Regions from separate parts of the Homo sapiens genome. Here region 2 is linked to region 1. A link is a loop called in an ENCODE intact Hi-C map of the cell type or tissue named here. Cell type or tissue: endothelial cell of umbilical vein. All regions are shown on one strand. Links, peaks and the distances in the headings refer to the core of each region. The heading gives the core; the rest is flanking DNA.

Evidence for each region. Hi-C counts contacts between places; a loop is a spot of excess contacts. Peaks named below come from ENCODE experiments on the same cell type or tissue, not always from the same donor. Only the 100,000 strongest peaks of a DNase experiment are listed, where the experiment ranks them.
Region 2: a loop joins it to region 1, with 2.4 times the contacts of the local background. A loop is called at or near these places in 14 of 110 quality-filtered maps.

What each region holds. Positions count from the first base shown.
Region 1 is chr2:171,340,250-171,356,140 of GRCh38, reverse strand. The region is part of intron 3 of METTL8 (methyltransferase 8, tRNA N3-cytidine); the gene reads left to right. Among named protein-coding and RNA genes, the nearest start is that of METTL8, 86 kb to the left of the region's middle. RefSeq lists an enhancer at 8,845-8,894. In endothelial cell of umbilical vein, for the core only: no CTCF peak of the experiment used is centred there; DNase peaks (open chromatin) are centred at 8,410 and 9,650.
Region 2 is chr2:171,395,076-171,410,966 of GRCh38, reverse strand. The region is part of intron 1 of METTL8 (methyltransferase 8, tRNA N3-cytidine); the gene reads left to right. Among named protein-coding and RNA genes, the nearest start is that of METTL8, 31 kb to the left of the region's middle. RefSeq lists enhancers at 3,517-3,576, 4,404-4,503 and a silencer at 5,134-5,183. In endothelial cell of umbilical vein, for the core only: no CTCF peak of the experiment used is centred there; DNase peaks (open chromatin) are centred at 6,486 and 7,556; H3K27ac peaks cover 2,532 bases.

The DNA.
Region 1 (15,891 bases), core at 6,336-11,335:
TTCTAGCATGAAGAAAAGACAAAAAGGTGTGGTTCCAAGATGGCCAAATAGGAACAGCTCCAGTCTACAGCTCCCAGCATGAGCGATGCAGAAGACGGGTGATTTCTGCATTTCCAACTGAGGTACTGGGTTCATCTCACTGGGGCTTGTCGGACAGTGGGTGCAGGACAGTGGATGCAGCCCACGGAGCATGAGCCAAAGCAGGGCAAGGCATCACCTCACCCGGGAAGCGCAAGGGTTCCGGGAATTCCCTTTCCTAGCCAAAGGAAGTGGTGACAGACGGCACCTGGAAAATCAGGTCACTCCCTCCCTAATACTGCGCTTTTCCAACGGTCTTAGCAAACGGCGCACCAGGAGATTATATCAAATGCCTGGCTTGGAGGGTCCCACGCCCACGGAGCCTCGCTCATTGCTAGCACAGCAGTCTGAGATCGAACTGCAAGGTGGCAGCGAGGCTGGGGGAGGGGCGCCTGCCATTGCTGAGGCTTGAGTAGGTAAACAAAGCGGCCGGGAAGCTCGAACTGGGTGTAGCCCACCACAGCTCAAGGAGGCCTGCCTGCCTCTGTAGACTCCACCTCTGGGGGCAGGGCATAGCTGAACAAAAGGAAGCAGAAGCTTCTGCAGACTTAATCGTCGCTGTCTGACAGCTTTGAAGAGAGTAGTGGTTCTCCCAGCACAGAGTTTGAGATCTGAGAGGGACAGACTGCCTCCTCAAGTGAGTCCCTGACCCCCAAGTAGCCTAACTGGGAGGCACCTCCCAGTAGGGGCTGACTGACACCTCATACGGACAGGTACCCCTCTGAGACGAAGCTTCCAGAGGAACGATCAGACAGCAGCATTTGCCGTTCTGCAATATTTGCTGTTCTGCAGCCTCCACTGGTGATACCTAGGTTAACAGGGTCCGGAGTGGACCTCCAGCAAATTCCAACAGACCTGCAGCTGAGGGTCCTGACTGTTAGAAGGAAAACTAACAAACAGAAAGGACATCCACACCAAAACCCCATCTGTACGTCACCATGATCGAAGACCAAAGGTAGATAAAACCACAAAGATGGGAAGAAACCAGAGCAGAAAAGCTGAAAATCCTAAAAATCAGAGCGCCTCTTCTCCTCCAAAGGAACGCGGTTCCTCGCCAGCAATGGAACAAAGCTGGATGGAGAAAGACTTTGACAAGTTGAGAGAAGAAGGCTTCAGACGATCGGTAATAACAAACTTCTCTGAGCTAAAGGAGGATGTTCGAGCCCATTGCAAAGAAACTAAAAACCTTGAAAAAAAAATTAGACAAATGGCTAACTAGAATAAACAGCGTAGAGAAGTCCTTAAAAGACCTGATGGAGCTGAAAACCATGGCACGAGAACTATGTGACGCATGTACAAGCTTCAGTAGCCGATTTGATCAAGTGGAAGAAAGGGTATCAGTGATTGAAGATCAAATGAATGAAATGAAGCGAAAAGAGAAGTTTAGAGAAAAAAGAGTAAAAAGAAACGAACAAAGCCTCCAAGTAATATGGGACTATGTGAAAAGACCAAATCTACGTCTGATTGGTGTACCTGAAAGTGACAGGGAGAATGGAACCAAGTTGGAAAACACTCTTCAGGATATTATCCAGGAGAACTTCCCCAACCTAGCAAGGCAGGCCAACATTCAAATTCAGGAAATACAGAGAACGCCACAAAGATACTCCTCGAGAAGAGCAACTCCAAGACACATAATTGTCAGATTCACCAAGGTTGAAATGAAAGAAAAAATGTTAAGGGCAGCCAGAGAGAAAGGTCAGGTTACCTACAAAGGGTAACCCATCAGACTAACAGCGGATCTCTCGGCAGAAACTCTACAAGTCAGAAGAGAGTGGGGGCCGATATTCAACATTCTTAAAGAAAAGAACTTTCAACTCAGAATTTCATATCCAGCCAAACTAAGCTTCATAAGTGAAGGAGAAATAAAATCCTTTACAGACAAGCAAATGCTGAGAGATTTTGTCACCACCAGGCCTGCCCTACAAGAGCTCCTGAAGGAAGCACTAAACATGGAAAGGAACAACCGGTACCAGCCATTGAAAAACATGCCAAATTGTAAAGACCATCGATGCTAGGAAGAAACTGCATCAACTAACGGGCAAAATAACCAGCTAACATCATAATGACAGGATCAAATTCACACATAACAATATTAACCTTAAATGTAAATGGGCTAAATGCTCCAATTAAAAGACACAGACTGGCAAATTGGATACAGAGTCAAGACCCATCAGTGTGCTGTATTCAGGAGACCCATCTCATGTGCAGAGACACACATAGGCTCAAAATAAAGGGATGGAGGAAGATCTACCAAGCAAATGGAAAACAAAAAAAAGCAGGGGTTGCAATCCTAGTCTCTGATAAAACAGACTTTAAACCAACAAAGATCAGAAGAGACAAAGGCCATTACATGATGGTAAAGGGATCAATTCAACAAGAAGAGCTAACTATCCTGAATATATATGCACCCAATACAGGAGCACCCAAATTCATAAAGCAAGTCCTTAGAGACCTACAAAGAGACTCCCACACAGTAATAATGGAAGACTTTAACACCCCACTGTCAACATTAGACAGATCAATGAGACAGAAAGTTAACAACGATATCCAGAAATTGAACTCAGCTCTGCAGCAAGTGGACCTAATAGACATCTACAGAACTCTCCACCCCAGATCAACAGAACATACATTCTTCTCAGCACCACATCACACTTATTCCAAAATTGACCACATAGTTAGAAGTAAAGCACTCCTCGGCAAATGTAAAAGAACAGAAATTATAACAAACAGTCGCTCAGACCACAGTGCAATCAAACTAGAACTCAGGATTAAGAAACTCACCCAAACCACCCAACTACACGGAAACTGCACAAGCTGCTCCTGAGTGACTACTGGGTACATAATGAAATGAAGGCAGAAATAAAGATGTTCTTTGAAACCAATGAGAACAAAGATACAACATACCAGAATCTCTGGGACACATTTAAAGCAGTGTGTAGAGGGAAATTTATAGCACTAAAGGCCCACAAGAGAAAGCAGGAAAGATCTAAAATTGACACCCTAACATCACAATTAAAAGAACTAGAGAAGCAAGAGCAAACACATTCAAAAGCTAGCAGAAGGCAAGAAATAACTAAGATCAGAGCAGAACTGAAGGAGATAGAGACACAAAAAACCCTTCAAAAAATCAATGAATCCAGGAGCTGGTTTTTTGAAAAGATCAACAAAATTGATAGACCGCTAGCAAGACTAATAAAGAAGAAAAGAGAGAAGAATCAAACAGATGCAATAAAAAATGATAAAGGGGATATCACCACTGATCCCACAGAAATACAAACTACCATCAGAGTATACTGTAAACACCTCTATGCAAATAAACTAGAAAATCTAGAAGAAATGGATAAATTCCTGGACACTTATACCCTCTCAAGACTAAACCAGGAAGAAGTTGAATCCCTGAATAGACCAATAACAGGTTCTGAAATTGAGGCAATAATTAAGAGCCTACCAACCAAAAAAAGTCCAGGACCAGATGGATTCACAGCCGAATTCTACCAGAGGTACAAGGAGGAGCTGGTACCATTCCTTCTGAAACTATTCCAATCAATAGAAAAAGAGGGAATCCTCCCTAACTCATTTTATGAGGCCAGCATCATCCTGATACCAAAGCCTGGCAGAGACACAACAAAAAAAGAGAATTTTAGACCAATATCCCTGATCCCTGATGAACATTGATGTGAAAATCCTAAATAAAATACTGGCAAACTGAATCCAGGAGCACATCAAAAAGCTTATCCACCATGACCAAATGGGCTTCATCCCTGGGATGCAAGGCTGGTTCAACATACACAAATCCATAAACGTAATCCAACATATTAACAGAAGGAAAGATAAAAACCACATGATTATCTCAATGGATGCAGAAAAGGCCTTCAACAAAATTCAACAGCCCTTCTTGCTAAAACAACTCTCAATAAATTAGGTATTGATGGGACATATCTCAAAATAATAAGAGCTATTTATGACAAACTCACAGTCAATATCATACGTACGGGCAGAAACTGGAAGCATTCCCTTTGAAAACTGGCACAAAACAGGGATGTCCTCTCTCACCACTCTTACTCAACATAGTGTTGGAAGTTCTGGCCAGGGCAATCAGGCAAGAGAAAGAAAGGGAATTCAATTAGGAAAAGAGAAAGTCAAATTTTCCCTATTTGCAGATGACATGATTGTATATTTAGAAAACCCCATTGTCTCAGCCCAAAATCTCCTTAAGCTGATAAGCAACATCAGCAAAGTCTCAGGATACAAAATCAATGTGCAAAAATCACAAGCATTCCTATACACCAATAACAGACAAACAGAGAGCCAAATCATGAGTGAACTCCCATTCACAATTGCTTCAAAGAGAATAAAATACCTAGGAATCCAAATTACAAGGGATGTGAAGGACCTCTTCAAGGAGAACTACCAACCACTGCTCAACAAAATAAAAGAGGACACAAACAAATGGAAGAACATTCCATGCTCATGGATAGGAAGAATCAATAGCATGAAAATGGCCATACTGCCCAAGGTAATTTATAGATTCAATGCCATCCCCATCAAGCTGCCAATGACTTTCTTCACAGAATTGGAAAAAACTACTTGAAAGTTCATATGGAAACAAAAAAGAGCCCACATTGCCAAGTCAATCCTAAGCAAAAAGAGCAAACCTGGAGGCATCACGCTACCTGACTTCAAACTATACTACAAGCCTACAGTAACCAAAACAGCATGGTACTGGTACCAAAACAGAGATATAGACCAATGGAACAGAACAGAGCCCTCAGAAATAATACCACACATCTATAACCATCTGATCTTTGACAAACCTGACAAAAACAAGAAATGGGGAAAGGATTCCCTATTTAATAAATGGTGCTGGGAAAACTGGCTAGCCATATTAGAAAGCTGGAACTGGATCCCTTCCTTATACCTTATACAAAAATTAATTCAAGATGGATTAAAGACTTAAATGTTAGTCCTAAAACCATAAAAACCCTAGAAGAAAACCTAGGCAATACCATTCAGGACATAGGCATGGGCAAGGACTTCATGTCTAAAACACCAAAAGCAATGACAACAAAAGCCAAAGTTGACAAATGTGATCTAATTAAACTAAAGAGCTTCTGCACAGCAAAAGAAACTACCATCAGAGTGAACAGGCAACCTACAGAATGGGAGAAAATTTTTGCAATCTACCCATCTGACAAAGGGCTAATATCCAGAATCTGTGAAGAACTTAAACAAATTTACAAGAAAAAATCAAACAACCCCATCAAAAAGTGGGCAAAGGATATGAATAGACACTTCTCAAAAGAAGACATTTATGTAGCCAACAGACATATGAAAAAATGCTCATCATCACTGGCCGTCAGGGAAATGCAAATCAAAACCACAATGAGATACCATCTCACACCAGTTAGAATGGCAATCATTAAAAAGTCAGGAAACAGCAGGTGCTGGAGAGGATGTGGAGAAATAGGAACACTTTTAAACTGTCGGTGGGACTGTAAACTAGTTCAACCATTGTGGAAGATAGTGTGGCGATTCCTCAAGGATCTAGAACTAGAAATATCATTTGACCCAGTCATCCCATTACTGGGTATATACCCAAAGGATTATAAATCATGCTGCTATAAAGACACATGCACACGTATGTTTATTGTGGCACTATTCACAGTAGCAAAGACTTAGAACCAACCCAAATGTCCATCAGTGATAGACTGGATGAAGAAAATGTGGCACATATACACCGTGGAATACTATGCAGCTATAAAAAAGGATGAGTTCATGTCCTTTGTAGGGACGTGGATGAAGCTGGAAACCATCATTCTGAGCAAACTGTCGCGAGGACAGAAAAGCAAACACCACATATTCTCACTCATAGGTGGGAATTGAACAATGGGAACACTTGGACACAGGATGGGGAACATCACACACTGGGGCCTATTGTGGGGTGGCGGGAGTGGGGAGGGATAGCATTAGGAGATATACCTAATGTAAATGACGAGTTAATGGGTGCAGCACACCAACATGGCACAAGTATACATGTGTAACAAACTTGCATGTTGTGCACATGTACCTTAGAACTTAAAGTATAACAATAATAAAAGAAAAGACAAATATTTAGGTTGATGGATATACCAGTTACACTGATTAGAAGGTATTAAATTATCACATGTACTCTGAAAATATTTATATCTATTATATATCAATAAAAATAAATAAATGTTTTATAAACCTGACAATGACAGGCATTGACAAGGCTTTGGAGAAATTGGAGCCCTTGTGTATTGTTGGTAAGATTGTAAAATGGTGTGGCTACTATGGAAAACAGTATGGAAGTTCCTAAAAAAATAAAAAATAGAACTGCCATATGACCCAGCAATCCCACCTCTGGGTTATATGCAAAAGATTTGAAAGCAAAGTCTCAAAGAGACATTTGCACACCTATGTTCATAGCAGCACTATTCACAATAGGCAAAAGGTGGAAGTACCCTAAAATGCCCATCATCAGATGAATGGTTAAAACAAATGTGGTATATACATAAAATGGAATCGTGTTCTGGCTTAAAAAGGAAAGAAATCCTGTCACATACTACAACATGGATGGACCTTGAGGACGTGATGCTAAGTGAAATAAGCCACCACAAAAAGACAGATACTGTATGATTCCACTTATTTGAGACATCTAAAGTAGTCAGATTCATAGAACGAAAAATGGTGGTTGCCAAGGGCTCGGGAAATGGGGGAAATATTAAGAAAATTTAGGACAATTGCCTCTTAATCCTACTGTTCTAACATAATTGTTTTTAGCTCATCATTTAGAACTTTTACCCAATGTGTATATAATTTTAAGCAGTTGTAATTATAATACATATATAATTTGGGGATCTACTTTTTTAACCTCATGTTATTTCATAAAAGGGGGAGTTGTCATTTAATTGGTATGTAGTTAATAGTTTAGCAAGATAAAAACATCCTGGAGGTCTGTTTCACAACAATATGAATATACTCAACAGTACTGAACTATACATTTTAAAATAGTTAAGATGTTAAATTTTACATTATGTGGTTTGTAATCACAATTTTTTTAAAAAGCACACTACAAACAAAAGAACTTGGCCTGCATCATCCTCATTGCACAGCTGGGAACCCACAGACACTTTACCCAACTCTTATATTCTCTCTATAGGACTTTCTGCCTTATTTTTCTTAAAATGATTTCTCCCTTAGAACATGTTGGTTCTTTTTTTTTCTTTTTAAAAATAGTTTATAAAATAGACACAGAAATTTATACAACTCATCAATGAATTCTCGCATAGTTCAATGAATTTTCACGAAGTTAACACACCTATGTAAACATCAACCATATCAAGAAACAGAATATTACTATTAATCCAGAAGCTTCCATGTGCTTCTTCCCAATTACAGTACTCCCCCTGATCCCTGACCCCACTAATCCCACAAATAGTGGCCCATAAGAGCCACTATTCTGGCTTCTAATACAATAGATTAGTTTTGCCAGAACAACTTGGTTCTGGTTATCATTTTTTGGTCACTCTTGTGGCAACATCAGTGTAACCGTTAGATGAAGCAAGGGTCAGCAAACTAGTCTATGGTCGAAATCCAGCCTGCTGCCTGTTTTTGTGAATAAAGTTTATTGGAACACAGACACACTCATTTGTTGACATACTGTCTATGGTCACTTTTGAGCTATAGTCACAGTGTTGAGTAGTTGCAACAAAGACTGCTGCAGCTGGCCCACAGAGACTAAAATACTATCTGGCCCATTACAGAAAAAGGTTTCCAACCCCTGAGATTGAATTTTGTTTCTAGATTGATCAGCTGTCCTGGAACTCCCCAGGGAAAGATGTTAGCATTCCTCTGTGTAAACCAAGTATAAGGAAGATCACTAATCCCACTGGTAGTTAACTATTGTTCTGGTGACTTTAGTCTACAAATTGAGGCCAAAGTTTGAAGCAACAGTAGTTGGGGAGCCTAAGCTAATGAGACTGCCCTCATTAGCTGCCCTTACCTAGTGAAGAGGGCAGTGCCTACCTATCTTATCTTCTGGTATCACTTGCTATTCCGTAGAGCCAGTTCTCCATCCTCCTCCTAAGCTCCTTATTGTATCCTGGAGAGTGGACAGAAATGAAGAGCACCTGATCCACAATGACATCATTCTATTTTTATGAGCTTCAACCACGAAGTCTTTGAGGGGAATATGGCCAGAGAGTATTAGGGTTGGATTCGAGGGTGCATACCAGTGGCAGTACTGCTTACAAATCAGCCAATATTGCATTCCTTTGCAGGAACTCTGTCACACTGTTTCTGAAGAAGTATAACTGTGCTTCTTTGCCAGCAGCTGCACAGACATATTTTCCACATTACTCAAGCTTCTGCTGGTGGCCACCTGGATGTGACAGACAGAGTCAAGCCTAAACTGAATTAAAAGTTGTCAGCCATCTTAATTCATTTCCAGGAAGTTAAAAATTATCCACAATATATTTCCTGATAATATGAAAAACCAAGGATTTTTTTGCCCTATTTTGAATATTTCCATTTAGAACATAAATAGATGAGCAGTGCTGATAGTGTTCCCTTAAAGTCGTTTGTATGTGGCTGCCTATTTTGTCCTATTTATGTTAACAATGAACTTGGTGAAGCTAATGAGAAGGTTATTTTAGGGCCTTGGAAACCGCAGTAAAGGAAAATGACAGTTCCCATAGAACCGTACGTAGTGTGACTGAAATAGAAAGGTGGTGACTGGCCTCTCTCTGTAGAAGCAGGAAAGGCAGGCAGGAGAGGGTTGATGATACCACTTTGAAGCATTTGATTTGCTTATTAGTATGTCCAGTCTCTTTCTGTGCAAGTTTTCTGACTGCTGCAGAGACACAGAACAAAAAATTCCATTTCAAAATGACTCAAAGAGATAAAGGCTTCTGCTAGGTCCCTTCTGCATCCCCTCTGTAACACTTCAGTGTGATGGGCTTTATACCTGTCAGGGGACCACTGCAGGGAGAAGGAACACATTATGGGGGTGACCATCTTATCACACGTAAGCAAGGGCACACAGAGCAATAACTGAGGCTACCCGGAGGGTGGTAAAGGAAGAATACTTTTGTTCTGAGGAACCATGTTGAGTGGCAGGACGTTACAGTGAGAGCCATCCAGCGCAATTTCTGTAGGGATCACAGACGTGCCAGTCTGCAGCACCCTGGGTGAGGCTTCAGGTTTGATATTTAATGTCTCTGATGAATATGGGTCAAGGTAAATAGATTGTTTAAAAGCTCTACTTTCAAACACTGAGACCCCAGAGGAAGCAGTGACCTGGCTCTTCGGCAAGTGCCTCTGTGAACCACCATCTTTTCTTATCTAGGAGAGTCCTAAATCTTTGAAAGAGCCAGTGTTCTCCCATCACAGAGTATTCTATATGCAGATTATTATACAGCAGGAGCACTGTTTACTGATCTTATCTCACTTTATTTTAATGCAACTGGGAGGAAGTACTGGTTGTTCTCCCATGCTGGCCAACTCTCTGGCACATTTCTTTTGGTCTCTGTGTGTCTCAGGCTCTCCTGTCACTCCCATTTCCCATTTCTCACATATTGTCTCAGCTGTTGGTGAGAACTGAAGTCAGGAAACACTCTCACAATCTGAAAGTAAGAAATTATGCATCACAAATAATAGTCTTGCTGCAGGATGGTTGACATTTCATTTTTGTGATTAAAATGTATATGGCATCTGGGACCGGATGTGGTGGCTCACACCTGTAATCCCAACACTTTGGGAGGCCAAGGTGGAAGGATCTCTTGAGCCCAGGAATTTGAGACCAGCCTGAGCAACAGTCAGACCCCATCTCTACAAAAAATTTAAAAGTTAACCAGGCGTGGTTGTGCGTGCTTGTAGTCCTAGCTACTTGGGAGGCTGAGATGGGAGGATCACTTGAGCCCAGGAGGTCAAGGCTGCACTGAGCTGTGATTGCACCACTGCACTCCAGGCTGGGCACAGAGTAAGCCCCTGTCTCAAAAAACAAAAACAAAAACAAAAAAACTATAGATCCAGGCCCTCATTTCTTTCAATAAGATTGCCCAGATTAATGATTTTTAATTCCACATTTCCTTTTTGTAATTTATTTTCAATTTTACTATAGCTCAAATTTATTTTAAAAGCAAGTTAATTCAGAGAAATGAAAGATACATTTGGCAATTTTTGAGTTAACATAATTATATTTTATAATTTCCTAAAAAACATCTCCAGTGTGTCATATCTCAGTTATTTAGCAAATGTAATGAGTCTTTTAAATGGAATAACAAAAGCAGCTGCTATTTTTACTTTAAAATATCCTGTAATTAACTATCTACCTATGGAAAGTTATCTATGTCAAGCAAAAGAATGAGTCTCACTATACTTTACTTTGTGAATACCTTACCATTGAGAAAATGTTCTATGTGAAAAAAATATATAGAGAGAGTAGCTAAAAGTTTTATGCTTATAAATTTAGGTTATTTGTTTATAAGTTGGCTTTGCTTGTTTAAAATTTTATGCAGTGCTCTTAGAAACATACTTTTAATTTCATAGTTTTTAAGAGTTTTCTTTTATTAGACAATGAATTTTCTCACTGATGTGTGGAAATTTCCAACTTTGAGAGCTCAGGTATTTGCGTAATTGATGTGCAAAAATAACTTTAAATTGCTTTTTATTACATGGAAACTTAGAATAAATTTTCATAATTCATATTAATCATATTATATATGTCATACATAAATGGTTTAATTCAATTTCTTAGTTGTGATGTTGAGTGTGATTCAGAATGAATTCTGAATATTTAAGGATGGTTAGCGTGCATATTCCTTCTTTCCCTCAGCAATATTGAATTTAATAAGTGAATAATTGAGAAGTTGCTTCATTGGGCTGTAGTTAAACAGATCGCTACATCCCTCTTACTGCCACTGGCATAAAGCAGTTAACTCTGAATCACCAACCTAGGAAAGAAAAAAAATTTTCCTCCAAGAAAAATTTGTCATTAATACACCTGTTTAGAAAGTCAGTTAAACAAGATGAAGACAGGGCAGATTTCTCCACGCTATATTATTTTATCATTCCTGACCTGCCTTACCAGCAGCTTGATACTGAATTTTTTACTCATGGTCAGAGCAGTAATTCCTCCAATTCCCCTGTTAACACAGATACTCTTGCAGTTCAGGAAATTAAATCATACACTGAAGGTGTTTGTTGTCTCATAATCATAATTATGATGATTGACCAAGCTGTGGGGTCTCAGAAGCTCTCACACATTACTGGGAACTATGGAGTTGCCAGCATTGATTGGAGAAGCTGCTGAAAGCCAAATTCCAGACACTGGTGCTGCTTCTCTGTTTTGTTTCTGTCCCACAAACCCATATATTCTCATAGAGCATTTAATGTTCCTATTGCTCATCATTTCATCATATAACTGCATGGTTTATATTTCTTATAATTTAAAGTATGCAGTTTAATTAATTATGTATTTCTGATCTGTCTTAATGAAGGGTAACTCCAATCAGCATTATTTTTACAATGTAGTTACACTGATTGTAAGCCACACTGAGGTTTTAATTTCAACTTGATACTTCATAATTGAGAAGAAAGTATGAATCAGAAAAGCAGAGATGATTTTCAGGGGGTTCATATTGACTTTGTGTTCGGGAGGCAGTGTAGTGTAATGGGTGAGAGCGTGGGCTTTAGAGTTTAGCAGACTTAGGCTAGGTCTTGACTCTGTTCTTTCTGGCTGGGTGACCTTGGGGAAATTCTTTATTTCCTCTGACATTGAATTTCTTTCTCTGCAAATTGGAATAATAAAATCTATCTGAGAGATACTGCTAGGATTAAATGGGGGAAAAATCCAAGTAAAGCATTTGACATAGTGCGTAGCCCATAATAAACACGTAATATGTGTTATTCTTGTCATTTTTAATGCTACTATTATTGGTATAATTTATGTAATTATCTGATTTCTTTTCTCCTAATTCCTGAGTGGGAAATAGTTGGAAAAGGCTTGAAAATAGGTATATTAGCAAACCCTGACTATTGCCTTCTAATATTACATAGGCTAGAGTTGAATTTAGATGCTTGACATGTTTGGTTTCTGAACCAGATTGCAGTCACGTCACTACAGATTCATTTTCTCTTTAAATTGTAAAAATTAAAACAGTAGTACAGACTCATGTTTAAAACGGCAATCTGATCCAAGATTTTGTAGTCTGTAGAACTGATAATGTTTAATGTTCTCCATAAATTCATGGCGCTTAATAGGAAAGTACACAGAATTTTTAGAGCTTAAACAGACTTTAGAGATACTACTCTAATTCAAACCTTTCATCAAATGAGGAAATTCTGTAGGCAATTTGAATGAAGAATTCAGCTAAGATTCTTTAATCTTTGTGTAAGAAGTAGATACAGCTTTGCAAAAGAAAGAGCTACCTAATAATGATTAAATTGTTATCATTGCTTCAAATTTTCAACTTATTGTTATGAATGACTATAAAATAAATTTTAGAGCTGCCATCAATGTATATACTATTCTGTGTATTTTCTCTTAATATTATTTTCCTTTATTATTTTATTTTTTATATTTATTTATTTATTTATTTATTGAGATGGAGTTTCACTCCTGTTGCCCAGGCTGGAGTGCAATGGCACGATCGCAGCTCACCGCAACCTCCGCCTCCCGGGTTCAAGCAATTCTCCTGCCTCAGCCTCCTGAGTAGCTGGGATTACAGGCATGTACCACCACACCCGGCTAATTTTGTAGTTTTAGTAGAGATGGGGTTTCTCCATGTTGGTCAGGCCGGTCTCGAGCTCCTGACCTCAGGTGATCTGCCCTCCCTGGCCTCCCAAAGTGCCGGTATTGTAGGCATGAGCCATCATGCCCCGCTTATTATCTTTTATTTTTAAATTGCTACATAAGGTTACCCTGTTTGAACTGCATGGTTTGCTTGCTCATTCCCATGTTGTTGGGCATTTGAGTTTTCCCCACTTTTTCCTAATATAAATAGAACTGCTATACACACATTTTTTTTTTAAGTAGAGACAGGGTCTTGCTTTGTTGTCCAGGCTCATCTTGAATTCCTAGCCTCAAGTGGTCCTCCTGCCTGGGCCTTCCAATGTTGGGATTACAGGCATGAGCCACCTCGCCTGGCCGCTATGCACATCTTTTATTAGGTTACTCCCCTGTACTTCCCCCACCCCACTTAATTCCTAGAGGAATATTCCCACAAATTAATCAAGATATAGTAGTATTACAGTACATTCTAGTTACTGGTAATTGGGCTCAAACACACTTCACAAGTAGCTTGATATTGTAAACTCAAATACTAGAGATTTCACTAAATATAAGTCTTCTTAGATGGCTGCTTTTTGTTAGGCAGAAAATCTTTTACCTGCATGGAATGAGTTACAAAGAGAGTTTTTTTTTTTTAAGGTAAAGGAAGAAGAGAAAGCTTGAGAAGACCCTGGAGAAATTTGACTCTTTTATAATTTCTCCTGAGTCTGATTTTCAGAGTGTCATTTTGTTTTCTTACATAGTATATCAGGCACACTCCAATTTTTAAAAGTGGAGATACACCAAAATTATTGAAAAAGAAGGAAAATAGAGATAGAAATATTTAAAAGACAAATATATAGTTTCAGATCAACCATAAATAGGTTTCTTTCCATTAGTGCAGAGGTGAGTATGTTTTGGACTTAATATCACATAATTCTTTTGTTACAAAGATCCACTTTCATTTCTCAGACCTTAAATACAGATGGGAGTTTCAGTCTTTATAGCATTCCTGCTGCCAGATACAATTCAGCCTTGATGGGAAGGAAGTCTTGTGGCCAGATGGGTGGAGATCCACGGTACAAGGCCATAAAGATAAAATTGGAAAGAAGAAAATTATAAGGGCCTCAGGACAGGGTTCTGTAACAAAGATGAACCTGATTACAGGCAACTGCTTGTTCTGAGAGTAGGGGCTTCTTTAAAATTGTGAAGGAAATGCATCTCTTATTTTTATTTTTAGTTTAATTTATTTTTGGAATGTATAGTAAATTCACATGGATCAAAATTCAAATGAAAATTCTCCTTCCAACTGTGGTCCCCAGCCACTCCTTTCCTCTCCCTAGAGGCAACCAGTATTACTGATTATGTGATTATCCTTCTAGAAGTATTTTGTACCTTCTACAAGTGTGTGTGTGTGTGTGTGTGTGTGTGTGTGTGTACATGAATATTTCTATGTAACCATACATGCGTATTTTCTTCTTATTTTAATGAGTGGTTACAGAATATAGACACTGTTATATACCTTGCTTTTTCACCTAACACCAAATCTTGGAAATTATTCTGTATTCCTAGAAAGAAAGCTTTTGCACTTTTAAAATGGCATGCGTCTACAGTAGGTTAAAGTAATTCCTAATGCGTGGATTAGGCCTATTACATAATAGCACTCAAGAAATTGTTACTGCCTGTAGCACTGCCCAAGAACACGGAAAAAAAAAAAGGGAAAAAAAAGGAACGTGCCAGGCGCAGTAGCTCACGCCTGTAATCCCAGCACTTTGGGAGGTGGAGGCAGGCAGATCACTTGAGGTCAGGAGTTTGAGACCAGCTTGGCCCACATGGTGAAACCCTGTCTCTACTAAAAATATAAAATAAATAAATAAATAAAAGACATGTTTGTTGAATAAATGAGGGAGAGAGTGGGTTACTTTATTAATTTTTTTTTTTTTTTGAGACGGAGTCTTGCTCTATGGCCCAGGCTGGAGTGCAATGGCGTGATCTCGGCTCACTGCAACCTCCGCCTCCCAGGTTCAAGTGATTCTCCTGTCTCAGCCTCCTGAGTAGCTGGGATTACAGGCGCCTGCCACCACACCTGGCTAATTTTTGTATTTTTAGTAGAGATGGGGTTTCACCATGTTGGTCAGGCTGGTCTTGAACTCCTGACCTCGTGATCCGCCCGCCTCGGCCTCCCAAAGTGCTGGGATTACAGGCATGAGCCATCGTGCCCGGCCCTTACTTTATTAATTTAAGGAGCAAATAGGAAGAGGCAGAAAGCGAAGAATTACCTGAAGCTCTGAGACTATTGACCTAACCCTGACCACAGGATGACATCATAAAATGCATATTTGTTTTAAGAGCATCAGAAATTTTCTTTAAGGCTTCATCTTGGGAGATGTCAGTAGGAAGAGATGCCTTGGAGGTTGGGGGAAGAATGGAGTTACGGGATGGCCTCCAGATTCCAAAAGTCAGGAGACATGGCCATGGATTCACTGTGATGGGGCTCTAGGACTTGGAACAAGTGGATTTAGGTCCTTTCTTCAAATGCAAAAAGGGAGGTTGGAGTAAATTGTTCCAATGGACCCTTTTAGCTCTTAAATTATGTTGTTTATAATTTTGAAATTTCCTGTCTGATCACCAATTTGCATTTATGCTGAAATTGTATTTGTAAATACATTAAAAATAAGGTGTCCTTTCTTTTATTTGTTTATTTATTAATTTTTGAGACAGGGTCTCACTCTGTCTCACTGCTCCAGGCTCTTTTTTTTTTTTTTTTTTTTTTTGAGACAACTCACTCTGTTGCCCAGGCTGGAGTGCAATGGCGTGTTCTCTGCTCACTGCAAATTTCTCCTCCCGGGTTCAAGCATTTCTCCTGCCTCAGCCTCCTGAGGAGCCGCGATTACAGGTGTCTGCCACCACACCCAGCTAATTTTTATTTTTTTAGTAGAGATGGAGTTTCAACATGTTGGCCAGGCTGGTCTTGAACTCCTTACCTCAAGTGTCCATCTGCCTCATCCTCCCAAAGTGCTGGG
Region 2 (15,891 bases), core at 4,555-9,554, 57 kb before region 1:
CAGATAACTTTGGCTTCTTAGAAAAGAGTAACATTTAAGGATATTATCTAAGTAATATCTAAAGATACTATCATTTGTGGTATTACAGTATGTACTATGTGAACTGGATTTATGAGGTATGACTGCTTAAGACTGTTCAAGGAAATAACATACCAGAAGCTGTATCTTAATGAGTATTATTCTTCCAAGCTGTTTATGTCAGGAGTTTATACATGTATGGCAACAAGAACAACAACTTACTCTGAAAGCAAAAGGTATTCTTCTAAAGCAAAGAGTTTGCCATCATTGAGGATATGAAAAAGAACAATAGCTTGCTATGAGGACATTATCTGAAAATGGAATTTCAAAAATGTTTTGCTATTATTGGAATAAATAGTAATCTCTTAAAGTCACTTATTTGAAGGGACAGCACTTATTTTGAGGTACAGGTTTAGTTTTTAGCTAAACAACATTAGTACCTTCTAGACACATCTTAGGTTGTCAGGTGGCAGGGAGTTGGTTGACAGGTTTTATGTGTTTTGTTGTTGTTTGGAAAGAATCATATTTAATCAGATTGTTTTTGTATTAAATAAGATTCGAGTTGCCCCAGGCAGTGTGGATTGGCAATGTTTCAGCTATTTGGGAAAATAGGATTTGCCAGTTTTCTAAGACCATTTAAAATAAACAAGGACATTTCTTTTCATCCACGTTATGGATTTAAAAAGCATGTGTGGACTAGCCTGGTTTCTTAATCACCATTTAAAATGTTCCTATAGAAAATGTGGTTCTGAGCTCTTAACAACTGTCTTACAAATGAGCGTAGGAATAAGACCGTTCATAGGTGAAAGATTACTAAGGTTTCTCTATATGATGTATTCCTTGGAGATTAAGAACATAATTAATATTCTCAATTATTCTTTAGCAGCTTGCTGTGACATTATTATTCATGGGCTTTTCTAAACCTTTCTTAAATTTATTGATTTTTTTAAGTTTATATAGTTTCCTGGGATAAGGTTTACTTCTTTGTGGGTGAGGAGTCTGGCTCTAGGTCGAAATTCCACATGTGATCTTTCCGGCCTGACCGTAGACAATTACAAGGCTCTGCCTGGAGGGCCTCATGGGGAGAAGCTGCCTTCCCCACACCATAGTTGGTGCACAGCTAGAACATTGCAGTTTCCTGGAGGGGCTGTAGTCTAGGAATCAGCCCCCTGCATTCCTAGCCCAGATGCCTCCATTCAGAGGACTTCCTTCCATTCCAGGCTCCCCTCTCTGCCCTGCCGCGTCCCTGACCACCTCCACCCCAGGGGTCCATTTAGAAAAGCGAGAGCCTTCTCCCACCCCTCCTTGACAGTAAGACAATTTCCCCATCTATGCCGTGTCTACTTGATCCTCACCCAGTGCTGCCATTCAGTGGGGGAGAAAGGAAAGCTGGGGAGCTAGCATTTCTTTTTGCCTCCCGCTTGCACTGTTGCAGAAAGTAAGACTTGATTGTTACTTTCATTTTAGCTTGTGGTCCTAACTGACTGCCTCAGTACCTGATTGCTAGACAGTGGGAGGTGGGAGGGTGTTCGTAATTATTTATTAATTTTATTTTGTGGGATTTTTTTTTCTGTTTTAGTTTTAAGAGGTGCCCCTTAGAAATGTTTCCGGAATTTGTTGAATAATAATTTGACTTTACATTTGTAAGGCACTATGTAGTTTATAATTTTCTTTGTAAGAACTTTGTGACTTAAGAATTCTCTCAATTTTACGAACGCACTGATAGGCGTAAGCAAAGTGACTTTCCCTAAAAAATCATGAACTGACAACAGACTTAATCTCAACTTCAAGTCCCGGCTTAGCCACCTATTAAGTGACTTGAACTTGGGACTAAGCCTGTTGTCGGTTCAGCCCTCTACTATACCATCCTGCTTCATTGGTAAATTAGTCTTTTGTCTTCTTGAAAAGTTGGGACTACTTAGGGCTGTTCAAATTAAGCAGCATCTTAGTGGAAGGCTTGATCCTGTGGTATTCACAAAGCCCTGTGGAAATTGTGAGGAGAGGCAGACTAATGATAACAGCAAATGGGTTAGCACTGATTGAACACTTACCACGCACCCAGCACTAAGCTACATGTGTTACCTCCCAGAAGCTTCCTATCTTTGGAAATAACCTTATTAGCCACATTTTATTAAAGAAATTGAGACTAGCGAAGTTAGGTATCATGCCAGAGGTTGTAAAACTAAGACAACCTCTGGTAGTGATACAGCCTGTGGTAGTAAGTGGCAGATCCTGAACCAACCTAGTCCATACCCTTCAGCGCCACCTGAAATTGCTTTCTGCAGAGAATTGAGATGACTCTGCCCTACTTAGGGATATTTCTGCTATTAAGGAGCAGTAAGAGTAGAATTCCCAGCAGCTGGTCACGGTGGCTCACACCTGTAATCCCAGCACTTTGGGAGGCCGAGGTGGGTGGATCACGTGAGATCGGGAGTTTGAGACCAACCTGACCAACATGGAGAAACCACATCTCTACTAAAAATAAAAAAAGCCAAGCGTGGTGGTGCATGCCTGTAATCCCAGCTACTCGGGAGGCTGAGGCAGGAGAATCACTTGAACTGGGGAGGCGGAGGTTGCGGTGAGCCAAAATCTTGCCATTGCACTCCAGCCTGGGGAACAAGAGTGAAACTCCATCTCAAAAAAAAAAAAAAACAAAAAAACTGTAGAATTCTCTGGAACAGAATTTTCTAATACTATTTCTAAATGCTGAGAAATAAATCTCTGTTTAAAGGAAAAATATTCTCAGGTCCCTCAGTTGACTTAAAATATTCTTACTATGTTGTTTATGAACACAAATCCAGGTATAAGCTCCTTGTACATAGAGCTCCTATTCAGCCACAAAATCAAAATAAGTACAAGTACAACCACAAAACCAATAAAACTCGAATTAACAGCGGTATAGTGTGACTGCTGATGTTTTACTGAAAATAAATTGCAACTCTCATTATAAAGAAGCTACTGACCATCATCATGCAGGTTCTTTTGACTTCAGCCCATCTGTGCTGTTGTGTGCTATGTGTCTTCCCAATTCCCTCACCACTTTTCTCTATTCAAAATACTGCAGAATCTTTTTACAGTGTGCTGTATACTCAGATGCATCATTTATGTATTACATCTGTGCTGCTTATTGCCAGCAAGATCATAAATGCAAACACAGACACTGAAATCAAGTAGCAGTTATACATGGCTCCTATTGAATTTTAGATTATTATCATAATAAAAATGCGATTTAAATAATTGTCATAGGACCTTGGTTGGACAAACCCTGTTTTAGCAGATGTGTCCAGTGGGGGACTGTTCCTGAAGAGCAAGGGATGGAGATCTATTATAATGACTTTCAGAAGATTAACATAAGATGGTGGACGGGAGTCCATGTTTTAGCTTTTGTCAATACTAAAAGCTTTCTCTTTCATAGGCATTTGTGGCCTTGTGGTTTTGGCCACACTGTAAGAGCCTCTCGTTCAAAGCAGTAGTTCCTTCTCATTGTTACAGTGTTTACTGTTTTTGTTACTAGGTGAGATGGGTTAAAAAAAAAACTTAGAAGGCCTCATTCCTAACCAGTACCTCCTATCTGTCTTCTCCCTCCCCTGTTTCTTTCCATTTCCCCCCCGCTTTTAGAGTCCGGGTCTTGCCCTGTCACCTAGGCATGATCAAGGCTCACTGCAGCCTCAAAATCCTGGGCTCAAGTGATCCTCCCACCTCAGCCTCCCAAGTTGCTGGGTCCCTCCCCTTGTTTCTTTTAAACCCAGACTCTAGCCACTTTAAGTCCATCAGCTCCTCCAATTCCTTCTACCCTCCTCTTCCCTCTCTATTATTTTTTTCCCAGTCAGCATGGGCTTACTCTGTGGTTACTAGTTATATTTTCCTTCACTTCCACCATCTTAAATCACCATTGCTTTCCATACTACAAGCCTAAATAGTCCTAATCCAGATCAAACCAAATATTTCGCCCCACAAACTAGGTAGTAGAGGAAATCAATAACTGCCCTATCAGTTAGGTTACTTTTGGTAGCAGATAACAGAAAACTCAGATGGCTTAAACAATTAAGAAATGTATTGGCTCGATAACTGAAAAAAAAAAAAGAGGAATTTAATCCAACTACTTAACAATGGGACTTATGAACCTCTTTTTAGCTTCCTAGTTTTCTTGCCTCATAGTTGGCTTCATCCTATATTTGTACCATGCATACCTAACGTTAGGCCCACTCATGGCTCCAAGGTGGCTTTTGTTATGGACTGCATTGTGTCCCCCTAAATTCATATGCTGAAGGCCTACCCCACAATGTGACTTTATTTAGAGATGGGCCTTTATGGAGGTAATAAAGATCAAGTGAGGTCTTAGGAGTGAGGCCCTAATTCAATAGAACTGGTGTCCTTATAAAAAGAGGAGAAGATATCTCTCCCTCTGCGAATGCACAGAGGCCATTGGAGGACACAATGAGAAGGTGGCTGTCTACAAGCCAGGAACCAAATCAGCCAGCACTTTGATATGGGACTTCTAGCCTCCAGACCTGTGAGAAAATAAAATTTCTGTTGTTTAAGCAACCTAGTCTATGATATTTTGTTGTGGCAGCCCAAGCTGACCAATATAGCTTTCAACAGCTTTGGGGCTGTTGAAAAAGCCCCTCTTTCATACATAACAGGTGCTTCCTCTTTCATACCTAATAGGTATTAAAAATTATCTTTGTTCCCAGATCTCTAGCAGTAAAACAGAAAGGTACTCTGTTGGACAGGTTTGGCCACATGCCCACTTCCTAACCAATCACTATGCCCAGAGGTATAGAAGTGTGCCGATTGGCTTAGCATAGGGTATATGTTCACCTCTGGCTTCAATCATGTCCACTCTGGCCTCTCAGAAAATGTACAGATTTCAAGTCCATGAGCTATGGGAAGTAGGGAGTGAATACTTGAGAGACAACCAATAAATAACCACTAATTTGAGCTGCATCTTTAGATAGGCAACTTATGTTCATTGACATTCTTTTATTCAAATGTTGTTAGTGTCCTTTCCCATTTTTTTTCTGTTCCTCCTTTTCTCATGCCCCCTACCTTACAGCCTCTTACTTCACGAAGAAGAGCTCATTGGGAAAGGAGTGTCTTAGCCATCTTCTCTTCTACTACAAACTCACCTGTTCTTACTCTTCAGAGCATAAAGTTGTTCTAGATACCTCACATAGCTGATGTGTTTTCTGTGTACTTATTTCCCCTTTCTTTGGCCTACTTATTCTCAAAACTTGTTTTGTCAGCAATTTTCTTTTTTCAGTATCTTCAGTCTTTGTGTGTGTGTGTTCTCTCATCCTACAATGATACTCAAGAATCTTTGCAGCTTAACAAATACCCTTCTTTCACCTACATGATCCCTCAAAATACAGCCCAACTTCTCTCCTTTTCTCTCCTCTGCCTGTCAGTCATCTACATTCATTACCTCCTTTACTCCAGTGACTTATATATTGATTAAACTGTTTTCTGCTGGCAGAGCCAGGTTTCAAATCACCTTGATAAAGGTCATCACTGATTTCCTACATTTCTAAAACCAATTGTTTATTTTTGGCTTCTTTTAATATTCTTTAGTATTGAGTCCCATAAACTAACCCCTCTTCTTCCTAAATATCAGTATTACCATTAGTTCCATCTGCCCTATTTTTTTTTCTTGATCAGTCCCTCTCGACTTCAGCCACCACCTGTAAAACCAGGACTTGATTCCCAGATACACATCTCTAGCACCTACCACTCACATGAATTCATTTCTAAGTACCTATTGGGGCTATCCATTTGAATATATTGTAGGATCCTTAAAGTTTGTCATGTGCAAATTGAACTCATTATCTTCCCTTCCCTACCTTCATCCCACCATTATCTAGCCTTTTTGCCTGTGTGTATGAACTCTGTTTTGAATACCATCAACATCTACTCAGCCATGCAAGCCAGAAACCTTGTCTCCTGTTTCACTGCACACAACTTTTACATCTAGTCATTGCAAGAAATTCATTGATTCTCCCTCTGAAGTGTGACTTGAATATGTGCCCTCGTTGATACTCATGGCCACTGTTTTCTTTAGCTGTCATGATCTAATAGTCTTAGTGTGTAGCCCTGGGCCTCTTTCTCTTCTCATTAATTCTGTATCTGAGTGGTTCTCAATCCTCAATGTACACCAAGATTGTATGGGGAGATTTTAAATGCTACACATGCCCTGGTCCCAGAACTTTGATTTTCATTGATCAGTCATCGGTAGTATAAGGCCATTATAATATATATAAATACATTTTGTAAGTCTTTATAATCTTTATAAATAATGTCTCCCATTATCCATGGTTTCACTTTCCATGGTTCATTTACCCACTGTCAACCATAGTCTGAAAATATTACATGGAAAATTCCAGAAATAAACAAGGCAGAAGTTTTAGACTGCATGCCATTCTGAATAGCATGATGAAGTGTCACACCATCTCACTCTGTCCTGCCCAGGAAGTGAATCACTCTTTTGTCCAGTGTATCCACTCTATAAATTCTAACTACCCGGTAGTCATCATCTGCTCCTGACAGCCAGCCATTGACACCGTCATGGCTCCATGATCCAGGATTACCTGAAGCAGCTGATCGTCCTTCAGATGTAGGTCAATAGTAGCTTAACACTATGTCACGATGCCTGCATCATTCACCTCACTGCATCTTATCACGTAGGCATTTTATCATCTCACATCAACACAGGAAGGGTTAATACAGTATAATAAGATATTTTGAGAGAGAGGGAGAGACTATATTCACATAACTTATTGTATATTGTTACAAGTGTTCTGTTTTATTAGTTATTGCTAATCTCTTAAGCCTAATTTGTAAGTTAAACTATCATATATATATATATATATATATATATATATATATATATATATATATATGAGAAAGCATAGTATGTATAGGGTTTGTTACTATTCACAGTTTCAGGCATCCACTAGGGATCTTGGAACCTATCCCCTGCAGACAGGATGAGGAGGGGACCACTGAACAGATCTCATCATCTTGCTCTCTTATTTAAAATTCTGTTTGTTGCATTGCCTATGAGAAAATATTCAAACTGCTTAATTTGGTGTACATGAAGATTCCTATCTGGCCTCTGCCTAACTTTCCAGCCTTATAACCACCTCCCCACCCCACCTGTCTGCCCCTCACATCATAGTCTGTAGTCATACAAAATTATTTTGTTTTACATTTTTAATTTTAGAACACTTTTAGATTTATGAAGAAATTGTGAAGTTAGTATAGAGAGGTTCCATATAGTCCATACCCCGTCTCCCTTGTTAGTAACAGATTCGTATGGTACATTTGTTACAGTTAATGAACCAATATTGATACATTATTGTTAACTAAAGTCCATATTTTATTCACATTTCCTTACTTTTTACCTAATGACTTTTTTGAGTTCCAGGATTCCATCCAGGATACCACATTACATGTAGTCATCGTGTCTCCTTATTTTGCTTGGCTCTGGCAGTTTCTCAGACTTTCTTTGTTTTTGATGACCTTGACAGTTTGGGGAGTATTAGTCATATTTTATAGAATGTCTGTCAACTGGGGTTTATCTGATAGTTTTCTTATGATTAGACTGAAGTTATGGGGGTTGGGGAAGAAGAACATAGAGGTAAAGTGCTGTTTTTGTCACATCATATCAAGAATACATGCTATCAGCACTATCACTGTTCGTGTTAACCTTGATCACCTGGCTGAGGAAGTCTTTGTGAAGTTACTCCGCTGCAGAGTTATTTTTCCCCCTTTCCACACTGAACTCTTTTAGAAAGAAGTCACTATGTGCTGCCCACACTTAATGAGGAGTTATGTTCCACTTCCTTAAGGGAAGAGTATTTATTTACATAAATTATTCAGGACTATTTGCATGGACGATTTCTCTCTTCTCCCTCATTTATTTGTTTATTTAATCATTTATATCAGTATGGATACATGGATATTTATTTTATACTTTGGGTTGTAATCCAAAACTACTTTTTATTTTGTTGCTCAGAGTATTCTAGCTTTGGCCATTGGCTACACGTTCAGTTGGCTCCTGTGTCCTTTTGACAATACCCTCAGCACTGTAGGTTTTTTTGGTTTTTCGGGTGTATGTGTGTGCACTTCCTTACTTTCTGGCACTATAAGATGCTCTAGGCTCATGTTATATTCTCTGCCTCAATCCTAGAATCAGCCAGTTCTCCAAGCAGCCATGGTTCTGTTTTATTAGAGAATGGTTAGAAACGAAGATCTGGGTACTGGGTGTGCTTGTTGCCACCGGGATGTGATGACTTCTAGGCCCTCTCAGATGACAGAGTAAGGAAATATATGTGTGTATACTAATGAATGTATACATACATATCTACAGATATTTCTATATATAACGTATGTATATTAAGCTAAATATGAGTGCATACAAATGACTCGCATTCTAAGTCATTACCATATAGATTATTCTAGCCTTTTCTTCTCCCTTGTTTGTAACCTCCCACTCCAACAATGAGAAACCTGGCTTCTGCCAAGTATCACCTACTTCCTAATTGTTCAATTCTGATTTCCTTGTATACTGATTTCAGAATTGTTAACCCTTTATCAACTAGAGTACAGTGCTTATTACCATTCCTATTGCCTTCAGTTTTATAGGCACCATTCATATCCAGAATTATTTAGGTCAGCACCTTTTTCTATATTATTTTTATTCTCTGAATATTCCATGTTTTCACACCTGTTTAATCTTTATTTGTGCTAATCCTCCTGCCTGAAATTCCCTGGCTTTTACCCTTCTCTCCGTGGAATGTTACTCATTCTTCTATACCCAGCACAAATATTGCCTCTACCAGAAAGCTTCTCAGAGCCACCACTAGTAGACTTAATCTTTCATTCCTCTGTGCTCCAATAGCATTTTGTACTTACCTTTACTATATATCATGTCAGGATTCTTTGTTTGCATCTCTTTCTTCTTCACTTAATGGTAATTCTTGAGAGCAGAAACCAAATGGATTTGTCTCTGAAATCCCAGGACTTAACAATAATACATATTACGTAACAGAAAACCTAATAGTGGCTAAAATACAAAAGGATTTACTTTTTTCACCTAGCAAGAAGTCAGAGATAGACTATCATTGGTTTACCTGTTCAATGATGCCATCAAGAATCCAGGCTTTTTTCCTTCTTCCGTACATAGAAGTCTAAATGTGAAATGCCAGGTAAATAAGTTAAAACCAATTTCATTCTGGCCCAGTATAATGTGTTTGGAGACAACGTCCAGAGAAATAAGAATAGTTCAGATATTTTGGATTGAGATGGCTTTGAGATGAGCTTACATTAAATCCCTTAGAGAAATAACTTCTGAGTCCCAGTTGCCTCTTTTTGTGTGAGTGAGTGTATCATGTAGCCACCATTCAGGGCAGTCATGGAGAACAAACGCTAAGCATGAAATTCCCATTTTGAAGCTGCAGAGTTACTGACGTCATAGTGTGATCAAAATGCTCTGCAAATACTTACTGTAATTATTGTTGTTGTTCTGTTCTTGCTAATAACCTTATTTATACCCTGAAATTATAATCATCCAAAGAAAGATTAAAACAAGATGCATGAGTTGCCTAAGCTGTTTGTCTGGCAGATGGTCACCCTCTGAGTTCGCTGAAATTGCCAGGGTTAATTGAAGCTTCAGTTTTCACTGCAGTGTAGTTGATACTTAAGTGTTTCTTACCTGTCAGCTTTTGCTCTCCAAAAAAGTACAACAGTAGCGCTTAATTTGTTCTCATTAATGCTAGCCTCTCAGGTAATGTTTAGTGCAACTTCATTCTAGATGATGTTTGCTTCCCAGCTTCCCAGCTGAGAAGAAATGCTAAACAGTTACAAAGGTGAAAACATGAACGTCTCACTAATTTACTTATTTAAAGGATACTCAGAACTCAGGAAACATTGAAGGGAAGTTAACTTTTACATGGTGGACTGGCATTTAGTGTATGGTTAATAGCAATTCCTCTCCCTGGGGTTGCAGTGAGCTGAGACAACTGGGAATCATCCTTGGGGAGTTTTACAAATAGTTTTTCCTAGAGCTAGCTAAGTGCTCCAAGGATAATCGTTATAGATTCACACAAACAGCAGTACTGTTTGCTCTATTTCTTTGGTGTTCCTCTAGTAGTATTAAAATGCAAGAAAGCAGTCTTAGGAACCATCTTAAAAAGCAATGGAACTAAGAAGCCGTTCTTTGCCTCTACTACTCAGCTCTGCAGAAGCAAACCGGTGAAAAGACGTGGGTGTTAAAATGTTACATTATTTAGGTGATGCAAGAGCCTTTTGTCTGCACCTTGAGGTTTGAGTACAGATTATACATATTGTTATGTATGGGTTCAGCACATATAGTAATATGACAAGCCAAATAAGAGAATGACTGTGCTTTCCTAAATCTGGGGACTGCTGACTACCAATGGCATTGCTTGCTATTTGATTAAGGCCCAAGAGAAAAACAGAGTTGAGAGATGAAGGGAGAGAAGGAATTCTGGGCCTCCTTAAATCAGTTACAACAAAATTAGCAACCCCATTAAAGACTGGGGAATCAGTAACATGATCCTTCTTGTATATGTGGTGTACAAAAGTAGAAGGCAAATGGGTGAATTATATGTATGTGAATAATAATGCTGTTCAAAAAAGCAAAAACAAAAACATCCAAAAAGGTAGAATGTGGATTCTTTAATTAGACTGCTTGGACTGGAATTGAATCTCTATCAATTTTTAGCTGGGTGACTTTAGGCCTGTTAGTTTACTTCGTCCTTTATAGGTTTTTTTCTTAAAATAGTACCCCTTGATAGGGAAATGGAAGCTAAATAAGATAATATACTGTATATAAGTGCTTAGGATAGGTCATCACACATGGTAAATATTTAACTTTTTTAAAAAAAAATGAAATTTACATGGAAGAGATATTGGAATTGGTGCTTTATTTCCTTTTATTTATTTATTTTTATTTTGAGATGAGGTCTCTCTATGTTGCCCAGGCTGATCTCAAACTCCTAGGCTCAAGCAATCCTCCTGCCTCAGCCTCCAAAAGTGCTGGGATTACAGGCATGAACCACTGTGCTCAGCCTTTACTTTCCAAAATATTTTTTCAATTTGCAAAATATACTATGGAGTCTTTCCTTTTATTAAAATCCTTCTTTAAAAAAAAGTATTACTCAAAACTATTGCTCCCCAAAAGCAAAATTTGCAGTTAAGAGGTATTTTGTCATGTGCATTACATACATTTTACCTATTCCTGTAGCATATGTTATAGTTTGTTGATATGGTCAGGCAGATGTATGAATCATTGTGAAAAGGATCCCATTTTAGTGGTAGGCAAAGCATCTAGCCAAAATTTGTAGCTGGGGAGAGATCTGCTCCCCATAAGTTGGCCTTCTGTATCAAGGCTGCTGCTTTTGCCACTATGCTCATTGTGGTGGTAGTCTGCTCAGGAAACTGGTAACTATTAAAACCACCTTCTCCTTGGCTTGTCATGGTTACTATGTATGCTGAACCCAAGTCCTTTTATACATTTGTTCTTTTCCTTACATTCTAAAATAGACACATACCTACCTACACCTAGAGCTGGCAGGAAGTCTGTCAGCTTTTCTTGGTATGCCTCTTTATACTTGGTAGCATAATAAATGCAATTTTTAATGACACTGTCAATCCAATACTTGAATGAGCTTCATTTCCTTTCTCGTCTGTTCCTTAGTGATTGCTTTAACCATTGCCTATTCATGACTGAGCCTTGGCATTAAGATCTCATAGGGGCATGGCCCTAAAGTCTTGCTTGTTCTGTTTCATTTTGGCCTTCTTAGGATTCAAGAGGAAGGACCTTCATAGGATGGTGAGCTGAAAATGGGAACCTGTGGGCAAAGTTGGTACAATATATACCTTTGATGTGACATTAATTTGAGTTAAGTGAAGGGTCAGGACCACGTTTTCAGATTTTTCACATAGTAAATTTTAAAAAACTGAAACACCTTATCAGGATTTGTGGAAATTTTTGTTGCCTTCTTCATACTTCATCCATTTCCAGAACTTTTTCATCTTCCCTAAATGAAACTCTTTATCTATTTATTTTTTACTTTTTTGGTATCTAGCTTCTCTTCTTTAATTGTATATATAAGGTACACAAGAAGATGTTTTAATGTACATATACACAGTGAAGTGGTTGCCATAGGCAAGCAGATTAACAATTGTATCTTCTCACATAGTTACCTTTGTGTGTATGTGTGGCAAGTGTACCTGAAATCTACTCTTTCAGCAAAAGTCCCAAATATAATACAATATTATTAACTGTAGTCCTCGTATTGTACATTAGATCTGTAGACGTGTTCATCCTACATATCTGCAACTTTGTATCCTTTGATCTACGTCTCCCCGTTTCCTCTCGCCCCTCCCCTATCCATTAAAAACTTAATTCCCCATTCCCCCTTCCCCAACCTCTGCCAAACACCACTCCACTTCCTGTCTCTATCGGTTTGACTACTCTAGGAACCTCATATAAGAGGAATCATACAATATCTATCCTTTTATGACTAGCTTATTTCACTTAGCATAATATCTTTAAGATTCATCCATGGTTGTACCATGTGTCAAAATTTCCTTTCTTTTTAAGGCTGGATAATGTTCCATTGTACATATATATGTATGTATGTATCACATTTTGTTTATCCATTTATCTTCAATGGACACGTGGGTTGCTTCTACCTTTTGTCTATTGTGAATGATGTTGCTATGAATATGGGTGTACAAATATCTCTTTGGTCTCTGCTTTCACTTCTTTTGGGTATATACCCAGAAGTAGAATTGCTGAATCATATGGTAATTGTATGTTTAATTTCTGAGGATTCACCATAATGTTTTTTCATAGCTGCTGTATCATTTTATGTTCCAATAGCAATGAATAAGGGCTCCAATTTCCTAATTTCTCCACATCCTCACCAATACTTGTTATATTCTGGGTTGTTGTTGCTGTTTTTAAATACCAGCCATCCTATTAGGTGTGCTGTTTGTTTTGATTTTAATTACAAATGTAATTAATAAATTTAGGGCTATTCAGATTTTCTCTTGTGTTATTTTGTTATTATTGGTAAGTTATGGTTTTCAAGGACTTTGTCCCATCTAATGAATGCAATAAAATTGTCCATAATATCCCAGTATTAGCTTTTCAATGTCTGTAAGGTCTGTGGTGATATCTCATTTTTCATTCCTATTATTGGAAGTTTGTGTTTTGTGAAACACATGTTTGATATCAGTCTTGCCAGAAGTTTATCAGTTTTATTAATCTTTCCAAAGAACTAACTTTTGACTTTGATTTTTCCCTGCTTTGCTCATTTTCCCTCCTTCCCTCTCTCTCTCTCTTTTTTTTTTTTTTTTTTTTTTGAGGCAGGGTTTTGCTCTGTCGCCCAGAATGCAGTGCAATAGCATGATCATAGTTCACTGCAGCCTTGAACTCCTGAACTCAAGTGATCCTCCCTCGTTGGCCTCCCAAGTAGCTGGGACTACAGGCACTGGCTAATTTTGTTTGTTTGAAGTTTTTTGTTGTTGTTGATGTTGTTTTTTTTTTTTTTTTTTTTTTTTTTTAGAGACAGGGTCTCACTATTTTGCCTAGGCTAGTCTCAAAGTCTTGGCCTCAAGCCATCTGCCCACCTTGACCTCCCTCCCAAAGCTCTGAGATTACAGACGTGAACTACCATGCCTGGCCCTGTTTTCTATTTCATTGCTTTCTGTTTTTATTTTTTATTATTTCCTTCTTTCTACTTACTTTGGGTCTAATTTATTCTTATTTTTCTAGCTTGTGAAGATAGAAGCTGAGGCCAGGCAAGATGGCTGATGCCTGTAATCCCAGCACTTTGGGAGGCTGAGGTGGGAGGATCCCTTGAGCCTAGGAGTTCAAGACTAGCCTGGGCAACATAGGGAGACCCTCTCTTAAAAAAAAAAAAAAAGTAGCCAGGTGTGGTGGTACATGCCTGTAGTACCAGCTACTTGGGAGGCCAAAGCAGGCCTATGAGCTATGATCGTGCCATTGCACTCTAGTCTGGGTGATAGAACAAGACCTTGTCTCAAAAAAGAAAAAAAAAAAAAGATAGAAGCTGAGATTATTGATTTGACATCTTTCTCTTTTGTAATAAAAATATGTAAAACTATAAATTTCTCTCTATACACTGCTTTAGTTGCATCCCATACATTTTGATATTTTCAGATTTTGTTATCATTCAGTTCAACATATTTTCTAATTTCTCTTCAGATTTGTTCTTTTACTCATAGGTTATTTATAGCTGTGTTGCTTAATTCCTTAACATTTGGAAATTTTTGTAGCTATCTTATTATTATTTTGAATTTGGATACAAAAGCAAGGATTGACAATATGCTGCCTATTAGAAAAGCACTGCCTATTAGAAAAGCACACAAATAGACTAAAATTTTTTTAAAAGATACACAGCATGCCATACATGACATTACATTAGACAATTGGTAGGGCTGTATTAATATCAGACAAAGTAGACCTCAAGAAAATGACTGTTACCAGAGATAAGAAGGGACATTTATTAATACAAGTTAATTCATCAAAATATTAACATTTAATATTATTATAGTCAAAAAGCACACTCTGTATGATTTTAATACTTTGGGATTTATTTTTATTTATTTATTTATTTATTTATTTATTCATTGAGACAGAGTCCCACTCTGTCACCCAGGCTGGAGTGCAGTGGCACAATCTCGGCTCACTGCAACCTCCGCCTCCTGGGTTCAAGTGATTCTTGTGCCTCAGCTGATTATAGGCACCCGCCACCATACCCAGCTAATTTTTTTTTGGATTTTTAGTAGAGATGGGGTTTCACCATGTTGGCCAGGCTGGTCTCAAACTCCTGACCTCAGGTGATCTGCCCGCCTCGGACTCCCAAAGTGCTGGTATTACAGGCATGAGCCACTGTGCCTGGCCAGCCAAATTTATCTATTTATTGAGACTTGTTTTATAGCCCAGCGTATGGTCTACCTTGGTGAATGTTCCATGTTCATTTGAAAAGAATGTGTATTCTTGCTATTGCTGTATGATGTTCTTTCTATAAATGTCATCTAGGTCAAGTTAATAATGTTCAAATCTTCTTTATCCTTTTTGATTTTTAGATAGCTTGTCGCTGGTTATTTTTCTATTTATTACTGGAAAAGGGTTGTTAAAATCTCCAAGTATTACTGTGAATTTGTTAAGTTCTCCTTTTAGAAAGTTCTGTCTTTTTGCTTTATTTATTTTACAGCTTTGTTATTAGGTACATGCATAGTTAAGACTGCTATGTTGTCTTGATGAATTGGCTTATTATCATTATTAAATGCCCCTCTTTATCTCTATAATAGTCTTTTCATTGAAGTCTACTTTGTCTATTAATATAGCCCCACCAGCTTTCTTATGCAGTGTTTGCATAGTATACCTTTTTTTACGTTAATCTATTTGTTTCTTTATATTTAAAGTGCTTGCCTTATAAACAGTATATTGCTGGGTCTTACTTTTTTTAATCCAAGTTAATAATCTGCTTTTTAATTGGAGCCCATTTATATTTATTGTAAGTATTGATATGGTTGGGTTTACATATGCTATCTTGGTATTTGTTTTCTATTTGTCCTATTTGTTTTTCATTCCTCTGTTCTTCCTTTCTTGCCTTCTTTTGGATGAATGGAATATTTTAAACTGTACCTCTTTGTGTTGTTTCAAATAAAAATACTACTTATTCACACAGTTTTGTTGTGCAATTATCTGAGTTAAACTGGTATTCAAATTAGAGTATGCCAAAAGAGAGCTAAGAGAAGGTACATAAAGGGATTGGGTCATTCTGGTGGCAGAAACCTACTTTTTCTACCACA